Linked DNA regions of Homo sapiens: region 2 is linked to region 1. Evidence: chromatin loops called from intact Hi-C (ENCODE). Cell type or tissue: dorsolateral prefrontal cortex. All regions are shown on one strand. Links, peaks and the distances in the headings refer to the core of each region. The heading gives the core; the rest is flanking DNA. Region 1 overlaps ADD3 (adducin 3). Region 2 has its middle 10 kb from the start of SMC3.

Region 1 (5,381 bases), core at 81-5,080:
AGTCTTGATATTATTTGGCACTCACATACACGCCTGTTTCAGGGATTCATGTAAATTTACAGATCCAATCTTCTAGGGTAACTTTCAAGCAGTGAAATTTCTCCTTCCCTCCCGCCTCCTCAGTTTTGTAGATTTTAAATAAAAATACTCTACTGAGTGCCAGAGGCTTAACAACTAAAGTATGAGCTTGTGTGCAACTCATGAAGCATGCTATCCCCCTTCTCTCCTGTCCTCCAACTCCAATTTTATTTCAAATATTTGTTTCATTTAAATTTTGTAAAATGTCATTCTGTCATATTGTATTTTCAGTACATAAAATGACTTGCGATTAGTTATTGTTATGAAAGTTAGCAAAAAGAGAAAGATAGCATTTTAAAAACAAAGTAATTGAAAACATATTTTAGCTTTGTTTAAGATAAAAAAAAAAAAAGGAAATGAGGTAGCCCCATGACTGAATTCATTGTCCTAAGGGCCTTCCCCTTCCCCTTTTGCCCTCCAATCAACGTCAGCTGCACAAGAGTTCACGCACTCCTAGTGCCTGTACATTCTCAAATACAACATAGACAGGACACTCACTCTGGGCACCACTAGGGTCTAGGGCTTGATCAATGAAGAGAAGACAAACTGTCTACTCCAAATAGGGGAGTGAATGAAACATTCCATAAGCTTCCAAATGGAGATGTTTTCAAGTGCCAGAAATCAAACCAGCACAATGAGAAACTGTCTCCAACTAAAGTGCTATGAATCCCGAAGTCACAAAGTTTGATTTGTTAAGGAACTACTAGGCATCTCAAACATGTGGTAGACTAAAAGTACAAAACCAAAAAAAAGGGCTTTTCCTTTTGAACAAACATCATCTGGTCAAGGATATATCGGGTTGGGGGAGGAGAGGAGACAAGTTTAATCTTTGGCTGATGGTGACACCAACTTCTAGAAATGTGGTATAACTATTAGTGACTTAAAACAGCCACAGAGATGAGCTTTGCTTGGCAAGCTTCAGCTCTGTGGGACATTCAGTCTAGCTTGAAATGTCTATGGAAAGTAACCTCTCCATCTACTACAAGACTGGCTAAGGAAAAAAAAAAAAGGTCTGTCTAAACTGTTTAAATCAGGTTAAATTCATGTTAGTCGGGGGTGGGAAGGTGGCTGCTTCCATGGGTTCCTCTACTCAGTTGGGAGCACCTTTGTATTCCAACAGATAGCACAGAGCTTAGAGCTTAGCCCACTGAAACCATCCGTTAAGTGCTGAATGGTAATAGGCATTTAGTTATAATAAAAACAAAACAACTAAGGATGAACACTCTCCAAAAAGGAAAGCAAAATGACAGAAAAATAGGGGGCAAGGAGATGATCAGAGTAAAATGCATGAAATACTAAAAAGATTAAAAACCAACTGTGCAAACTTGTGTGTCCTCAGAGATCTAAATGCTGCTCAGCAGTTAAAGTGCCACTGGAATAATTTAGACTGCTGTGCCGTGCACTTTACATACTTATTCCATGTACTTCCACAGCAACCCTATCGGTAGTACTGTCATGATGCCTCCTTTACAGATAAGAAAACTAGGGCCGGGCACGGTGGCTCACGCCTGTAATCCCAGCAGTTTGGGAGGCCGAGGCGGGTGGATCACGAGGTCAGGAGATCGAGACCATCCTGGCTAACACGGTGAAATCCCGTCTCTATTAAAAATACAAAAAATTAGCTGGGAGTGGTGGTGGGCACCTGTAGTCCCAGCTACTCGGGAGGCTGAGGCAGGAGAATGGCATGAACCCGGGAGGTGGAGCTTGCAGTGAGCCGACATAATGCCACTGCACTCCAGCCTGGGTGACAGAGCTAGACCCAGTCTCGAAAAAAAAAAAAAAAAAAAAAGAAAACTAAAACTCAAAGAGGTTAAGCAAATAAGGTCATACAACTAGTGGCAATGGAGATAAGTCGAACAGTGATTTTTTCATCCCTGGTGATTTTCACAATAGGCCAATTTTACACACACTATGGAGGTTCTAGGTTGAAGAAAACTCAGTTGTGGGATTCAGCTGAGGGAGTAAAACTCAAGGGGAGAAAAAAAGGCCTGGACAAAAAGTAAACCAAAGCCAAGGTGTAAGAGTTGTGTGAGTTCTATGTAGGAGGAAGCTTCATGAAACAGTCTGCCATCCTATAGTTTTAATTCAGAGATGTCCCTTGAACTGTAGAAGGGCTCAAGAGTAGCTCTTACTCTCTCAGAGCTTTTGTTCTCCCAGTTAACTGTTCTCACAAGTGATAATACCACATAGATAACTCCTTGATAAAAATGCTGACCATGGTGTTCATGCTTCAGAAGATAATGAGAGACTATCCAAGTTGGTGAAATCCAACTGTTGTCTGCAGGCATTTCTGACTATATTCTATAATTTCCTATTTGAGGGATGCCCTGGTTTAGCCTCTCCTGCAAAGACGGATTTGTAAAGAAAAGCCTCCTACAGGCCTCCACCCGGTAAAGCCTCAAGTCCCACAACCCTCTGGCTTACTTCCAACATAGCACTCCTTACACTAACTGTCTGTTCCCTGGGTATACCTCTCACACGTACAGTGTGCAACTTGAGGGCAGGGCCCCTCAGGACCTAGACCAGGGGTTGAAAAAGGAGTTTAAAAAATATTATACATGGTGGCCGGGCACAGTGGCTCACGCCTGTAATCCCAGCACTTTGGGAGGCCGAGGCTGGGGGATCACGAGATCAGGAGATTGAGACCATCCTGGCTAACATGGTGAAACCCCATCTCTACTAAAAAAAATACAAAAAAATTAGCTGGGCGTGGTGGCAGGCACCTGTAGTCCTAGATACTCGGGAGGCTGAGGCAGGAGAATTGCGTGAACCCAGGAGGCGGAGCTTGCAGTGAGCCGAGATTGCGCCACTGCGCTCCAGCCTGGGTGACAGAGAGAGACTCCGTCTAAAAATAAATAAATAAATAAAATTATACATGGTAAATGAATAATGTCCCTTGCCTATTTAATATGTGATAGATGGTTATTTGTTAAAACAGGTAATCCAGGATTTAAAAAGGAAGAATTATAGAAAAGGCAAGGTTGGGGATAAGTGAAATATGGTTAATGTTCAAAATAGGCTTTTTCTGGATAAAAAAATGTACACAACATAACCTACAATGATTGGTAAGTTCAGCTTATTAAAGCTGAGGTTGAAATTCAGTAAGTCATTAGGTCTAAAGATTAGGCATGATCCCCATTTAAAACAAAAATTCACCAAACTAGTGAGGTTGTATTGTATCTTCAAGGTTGCCAAACTAGAGGTAGAAAGACATAATATGGCTTTGACTCTACTGATGGCATAGTACTTCTGAAAACTATGCATTTTATTAACACCTTGTGAAGACACAGACTACATGAAAAAGAAAAAAGCACAGAATAAAAAGTGAAGAATAAATCTATTTGTGCCATTAAAAAAATCTGCAATCATGAATAATTTCTGTTTTGGGAAAAGTTCTAAAACGGAATAGAAAACAAGTAAAAACAAAATGAAATATAGCCACAATATACGAAATATTCATGACACATGCAATTTGTTTTTACTTTCTAAATCTTTGAGGTATAACTTTTATTTTTAACTGTGGCAAGAATACATGAGATCTATCCTCTTAAATTTAAGTATACATTACTGTTGATTATAGGTACAATGTTCTATAGCAAACCTAAAGAGCCTTTTTATTTTGTTGGACTGAAACCCTCTCCCCTGCAATTTGTTAAAAATGTTACTTTTGCTTTGAGCTGTTCCATCTAAGGATATGGGGCTCTGTAGGCATTTTTAAATTGCTTTTTCCAACTATGAGACATCATTTTACTTGGAAAAATATGTTTTACGTTTCAAATACTTTACCCAGTAAAAGCCATTCCCCCAATTTTTTTTTAATCTTGGGAAATTTAAGTATCAATAATGTTTCTAAAAATTATCCTCCTAAAACAAATTCAAGCACTTAGCTTCAAACACTGCTGTTGGATAGGTAGGAGGCAAAGCTGGCTCCCCACCCCCCCCCCCCAAAAACAACAAAAAACTAAAAACAAACAAAAAAAAAAACCCACATGATGTGTTTGTAGGCCTACTAACACTCTCAGCTTCTCTGAGATCTAGCTGTAGAACTTGGGCTGCCTGTATATGACAAGAGCCACATCCCAGCCTCTAAAATTAATGCTTTAAGAGTCCTCAGATATGATAAGTAAGCTTTTTCCAAGACAGGGCGAGAGACAAGTTTGGTTATCTGCACCCCTACCCCCCAATCTTTATCCTTCAACCCCTGCATAACTCTGCCTGCCTTCAAGCATCTTAATGTGTTTTTCCACTCAATGGTTGATAGATTTGCTATATACTCAGTGGCATGATAGAAGGTGTAACGAAAACAAAAACAAAACTAGTCTGTAAATGTATTTCTTCTGTACATATTAGAGGGATTTCAGTTTACAGAATCATACATACTGCTCCCAAACATAACTAAAGTGTAGAGTATCAATTTATTCTCTGCAACCTACAGCAGTACTGATCACATAACCTACTTTGATTTTAGATTTTTTAAATTTATATTTAAATTCTGAGTTGGTAAATCAATTCACCATATATTTCTTTTCTACTTTTTTCTTAAATACATTTATTCTACTAACTATTCATTCCCCTACTATTACATGCTACAAGTGAACAGGTATCATGGTAAAAAATGTAAGAAATGAACGAGACATTGTCTCTGACCCTAAAATACTAGCAATTTAGTGGGTTGGGGCAGGGGAGAGGGAGAGACAATTGTAGCACACTCTGTTATTATAATAGATATACTACAGATATACTACAGATATATTCAGAGAAAGGAGCCTATTTGAAAGGTTACAGGGCAAGTTACCCTGGAGCTTGGTCTAAAAGGAATGAGTATATATGTATGGGGTGAAGAGGAAAAAGATTAAAAAAAGACAATATATGTTTTAATAAACTTTTAATACATGGCTTTACTTTAAATAAAAGTATCACAGATTACAACTAATACAAAAGGGAAATCAAAATTGCCACTGGGTAACAGTTTACTGTGGTGTGTATAATTTAAGCTACAGGAAGCCTACAATCTATTAGCGAACCACAGTTTTGTGTCATGTGCTTTTGCTTTCACTCTAATCTGACTTGCATGCTAAGAAAAGAAACTCAAAAGCCATTTATATTCTTTTTTAAACAATGCTTGTTCTTACACTGCATTAACCAATGACTTAGAAATAATTAAGACCAATTATCTTGAAAGCCAGTCAAATTGTAATCTGACACCACATCACCATGAAAAGAGGCATAAGAATGTTCTAGGTTAATACTAAGGTCAGTAAACAAATTTCATGGTCAAGGTGGCACTACATTATACTACACCC
Region 2 (5,381 bases), core at 71-5,070, 480 kb before region 1:
ATTCCACGATTTATGCATTTCTCAAAACTCAGTTAAGAATTTTGGAGGAGCTTCTGAAACCTTTTAGGGGATGGGCAGTTACTCTGTGATTCTCCCTGAGCATGTGCATGTTAAATGAATTTGTATGCCTTTTCTCTTATTAATCTGCCTCGTGTCAGTGATTTTCCAACCTCCAGGGGGGCCAGAGCCTTGGCCCCTATACCTCTCATTTCTGGACATCCAGTAACTTGGATGCTTGCAATGAAATATGTTTTTGGCAACCTTTATTTTAATATCCAGCATAACTGAAGTAGAAATTATTCCATTTCCAACCTCCCACAGACTGTTACATGAGACTCACCTAACCCTGGATCTAAAATTCTTGCAGTTCTTCTGAATGGTACACAGAAATACTAGAATGTTTATAAAGGAAAAGACATTGATGAGGGAAAAAACACCTTGAGTTATGGGGAAAAGAAAAGAGCACAAAACCTGGAGAGTCAAGAAGCTGGAGTTCTCAACTTTCCTGAGCCTGGGTTATATCAGCTCTAAAATGGGGGAAAAAAAATCTGCCTCACATGTTTTCTGTGGGTTGAAATGAGATGAGGAAGGTAGAAGACCCTAGAAACAATGACTGGCCCCATCGTAGACTCTTGGTCAGCGTGGTTGAGTCACAGTCCTGGTGGGGTGAAGTGGGGTCAGGTAGGAAAGTGACTTGGAAGGTGTCTGCAGACTGAGGTGGATTTGGGTTCACGAAGAGGAAGGATGAAGGTATTTCAGCAGAGGAGAACCACTCACCTGAAGGCACTGAAGTGAGTAGGAGCCGGTGGTGTGTGTTAAAAATCCTATCTAAGGCCAGGTGCTGTGGCTCATGCCTGTAATCCCAGCACTTTGGGAGGCCGAGGCAGGCGGATCAGGAGGTCAGGAGTTCAAGTAGAAACCCTGTCTCTACTAAAAATACAAAAATTAGGCAGGCGTGGTGGTGTGCACCTGTAATCCCAGCTACTCAGGAGGCTGAATCAGGAAAATCACTTGAACCAGGGAGGCAGATGTTGCAGTGAGCTAAGATCACATCGCTGCACTCCAGCCTCAGCGACAGACACTCCATCTACAAAAAAAAAAAAAAAAAAAATCCTATCTAACGAAATCTGTGACAGCTAATTCAGGGGAATTGCTGGTGGAAACAAGAGTGCAGAGTGATTAGCTGCAGAATTCTCCCTTCCTTCTTTTTTCTTCCCTTGGAGATGAAAGCAGGAGTCTTGCTTTCTGGTGAGGGAGGAATGGCAGGAAAAGCAAACCAGATAAGCCACTCACCTAGTGAGAGAGCCCCAGCCTGGAAATCAGCAACTGGTCCCAGATCTGTCACCTGTGCTGCAGAACCATGGGCATAATGGCTCTGTCTGTGCTTCAGTTTCCCTGTTGGCCATGTGGAAATCATATCCCTTTATTTCTTTAATTCATTTACCAGCGAGTTAAAAAGTAGGAAAACTCCCTAAACTACATGGTTATACAAATTTAAGATGTTACTAGTGCAGAGCCCAGTCTGAGTGAGAAAATATGGTGTTGATGCGGAGAAGTTTGGAAACTGAAAAGTTTGAAGCAACTAGCAATATGGGTTGTTGCTTAAGAAAGAAAAGGAAGCCAGGCACTGTGACTCTCATCTGTGGTTCCAGCTACTTGGGAGGTTGAAGTGGGAGGATCACTTGAGCCCAGGAGTGATCACAGCTTCAGTGAGCTGAGATCGCACCATGCACTCTAGCCTGGGCACAGAGCAAGACCTTGTGTCTAAAAATAGTGATAAAATACTTTTTTAAAGTGAAAAAAATAATTTTGGCCAGGTGCAGTGGCTCAGGCCTGTAATCCCAGCACTCTGGGGGGCCACTGTGGGCAAATTGCTTGAGGTCAGGAGTTCAATACCAGCCTGGCCAACATGGCAAAACTCATCTCTACTAAAAATACAAAAATTAGCTGGGTGTGGTGGTGCTCATCTGTAATCCCAGCTACTCAGTAGGCTGAGGCACGAGAATCACTTGAACCGAGAAGGCAGAGGTTACAGTAAGCTGAGATCGTGCAACTGCACTCCAACCTGGGCTCAAGACTCTGTCTCAAAAAAAAAAAAAAAAAAAGGTGGGGTGTGGTGGTTCATGCCTATAATCCCAGCACTTTGGGAGGCCGAGGCAGGTGGATCATTTGAAGTCAGGAGTTCAAGACCAGCCTGGCCAACATGGTGAAACCCTGTCTCTACTAAAAATACAAAAAGTAGCCACATGTGGTGGCAGGCCCCTGTAATCCCAGCTACTGGGGAGGCTGAGGCAGGAGAATCGCTTGGACCCGGGAGGTGGAGATTGCAGTGAGCCAGGATTGTGCCACTGCACTCCAGACTGGGCAATAAAGTGAGACTCAGTCTCAAAAAAAAAAAAAAAATTAAACTTTTTCGTAGTTTGAACATTTTTATAACATGTTTAGAGATAAAAGTTCTGTAAGATCCTAAACAATCTGGCTCATTTTTACCTCTCTGATCTCGTCTCTTGCTATCTCTCCTTTCAGTTCGAGCCACATTGAAGTGCACCAGGTGTCTCCTACTGCAGGGATTTTGCATTTGCCCCTCCTGAGCCTGCAAGTCTCTTCTCTGTTAGATCTATTTAACATTCTGCCGAATCTTCTGCGGCAAGCCAAATTCTAAGATGGCCCTAAGACGTCTGCCCCCTTGTGGTGCACATCCTGTATACGTTTCTCATTTTGAATGTGGCTGGGACCTGTGACTGTATGATGGGGGACCACTCTTGTGATTAGGTTATGTTATTCATATGTGGCAAAGGAGAACAGACTTTGCAGATGTCATTCAGATCCCTAATCAAGTGACTTTGAGTTAATGAAGAGGGAGATTATCTTCAGTGGGCCTGACCTAATCAAGTGATCCCTTTACAAGAAGGTATCAGAAATGAAGTCAAGTTAGAGAGATTCAAAGCCAGAGATGCTCTCCTGCCGGCCTCCTGCCATGTTGTGGAGAAGGCCATGTGGCAGGGAATGACAGGTGGCTTCAAGGAAAGATTTAGAAAAGAGAGACAAACTCTTTCATCGCTTCTCTCACAGATACCTAGGAGACATTGCAAGACCTCTTTTGGGACTTTAGCATCCCAAAAGTTCTACAGTTCTACAACTGCAAGTAATGGGTTCTGCCAAATCCAGGGAGGTTGGAAGAGGTTCTGAGGCTTGGATGAAACTGCAGCCTGGCTAACACCTTGATTTCAGTCTGATGCCACCGGGCAGAGAGTTGTTACCTGTGCCCAGACTTCTGGCCATATTTCAAAAAAATTCTGAGGCTGTAGACTCTTTCACACAACAACAATGTAGTTGGTGCAATAAAGTACCTGGTGCAATAAAGACTCCAAAGCCAGCAAAGGTGAGGTACAGGGCAAGGGTAAAGTGCACACATGATGCACCTTGATGTCATAGTTTCTCATTGCCCTCCTTATCTCCCCTCTACTGCTATGAGATTCCATGGGAAAGTTCCATCTTGAAGTTAGTTTCAGTTCAGTTTCTCTTATCATCTCAGGAAGGGATCATGGACTGATTTTATCTCTTTGTTTAATTTCTCTGTTATTCCTCCCCACCTCTTAAAAATATTTTTCGCTCTCTTCCTCTCTTTTTTTTTTTCTTATGTGTGCCCTATCCGTTTTCACTCTTAGGCTGGACAGACTTTCTATGGATACTTCCCAGTCTCATGAATAAGAAAGATACCTCACTATTGCCCAGTTCCTATTCAATTCTCATGGTACCCAAGAGATAGAACTGGCACCCCAGAGATGTTCCCAAATTACAGTTCTGTCTTGGTGATGCCTGGGACTGTCAAATCATCCAAGAGAAAACCTAGGACACTCCCATCCTGGAAGATGGAAGAAGAACATTTGTGAGAAGATGAGATTTAGAAAAAAGAGACAAATTCTTTCATTGCTTCTCTCACAGAAGAGAGATACCTAGGCGACATTGCAAGACCTCTTTTGGGACTTTAGAGAAAAACCTTACAAAGGAGCCTTTTCAGATGCTTGTAACAAGCCCCCAAAACTAAAGACCAGACTCATACCTCACAGGAAATACAGGTCCTCAGCCCTCCACTGAATGATGCCAGGAAAATTGTCATTATTGGAAAAACCCAGTAATTTTAAAAAGAAGTGCCCAAGAAACTCTCAATAACCTTCATTTTGCTTCTCCACTTAAAATTAACTTTGTGCCACCATAATCTTCAAATTTTTATTTTAAAAAACTCAATTCTCATATGAGCATGTGTCATAGTTTGATTTAACTTATTAATGAGGGAATCACTAAAATGACAAAGCTGGTTTAAAAGAGAATGTAAGAAACTCAAATTTAGGCATTGGAAAAAAAGAGTGCTGAAAACACACAAAACTAGTAAATATTCTACAGCGTGATAAACTATAACCTTTAAGGTTATCTTTTTCTAAGGGTCAAAAGAAATTCATCATACCGTATCAGTTTTCTTCCATTTTCTACAGCATTGTAAACCATCTGGGCCTTAAGCAATCGTGAATACTGAGTCATTAATTATATTGAAAGGCCATGCAAATTTTTGTTGTTGTTGTTGTAGTTCCAGGTTTTGCGTTACTTTTCTGAATAAGGACCTTGAGAATAAAAGAAAAATTAGAGAGAAACTTTCTTGGTAACCTTAAACATTCCCTAAAAACTAAAGACCAAACCCTTATACCCTTGGAAAGGGTTACAATAATTCTGTCTCCACTGAGCTAATCACAGTAGGAAAATTGCAACTATTATGAAAAGCTGATCACTGGAAAAATAATTGCCTGAATAAACAAACCTTGGTAATCCTCCATATATTGCTCTTATACTTGTACCAAATCCTCACAGCCTTCATTTTCCATGTAAATGCAATCACAAAATATGTGGCCTTTTGTGTCTGACTTCTTTCACGTAGCATAATGTTTCCAGGACTCATACATGTTGTAGCATGTATCAGTTATCTCTCCCCTCCTCTCTTTTTCTTTTTCTTCTTTTTCTTTTTTTCTTTTTCTTTTGATGAGGTCTTGCTCTGTTACCCAGGCTGGAGTGCAGTGGTGCTGTCACAGCTCACTGCAGCCTCAACCTACTGGGCTCAAGCAATTCTTCCACTTCAGCTCCTGAGTAGCGGGGATTACAGGTGCATGCCACCATGCCCAGATAATTTTTGTGTTTTTTGTGGGGACAGGATCTCACCACATTGCCCAGCCTGATTTCGAACTCCTGAGCTCAAGCAATCCAGCTGCCTCAGCCTCCCAAGTGCTGGGATTACACATGTGAGCCACCATGCCCAGCCTTCGCCCGTTTTTTATTTAGGTTATTTCCTTTTATTGTTGAGTTGTAAGAATTCTTTATATGTTCTGATCCTA

What was found. Hi-C counts contacts between places; a loop is a spot of excess contacts. Peaks named below come from ENCODE experiments on the same cell type or tissue, not always from the same donor. Only the 100,000 strongest peaks of a DNase experiment are listed, where the experiment ranks them.
Region 2: it touches region 1 in a loop (7-fold over the local background); 1 of 110 quality-filtered maps calls a loop at or near these places.

The regions. Positions count from the first base shown.
Region 1 is chr10:110,069,625-110,075,005 of GRCh38, reverse strand. All of the region lies in intron 1 of ADD3 (adducin 3), which reads right to left. Among named protein-coding and RNA genes, the nearest start is that of ADD3-AS1, 64 kb to the right of the region's middle. RefSeq lists an enhancer at 2,423-2,492. In dorsolateral prefrontal cortex, for the core only: no CTCF peak of the experiment used is centred there; no DNase peak of the experiment used is centred there; H3K27ac peaks cover 4,207 bases.
Region 2 is chr10:110,554,507-110,559,887 of GRCh38, reverse strand. No RefSeq gene overlaps it. Among named protein-coding and RNA genes, the nearest start is that of SMC3, 10 kb to the left of the region's middle. RefSeq lists an enhancer at 5,274-5,381. In dorsolateral prefrontal cortex, for the core only: CTCF peaks have their summits at 2,484 and 2,684 (motif pointing left); a DNase peak (open chromatin) is centred at 2,667.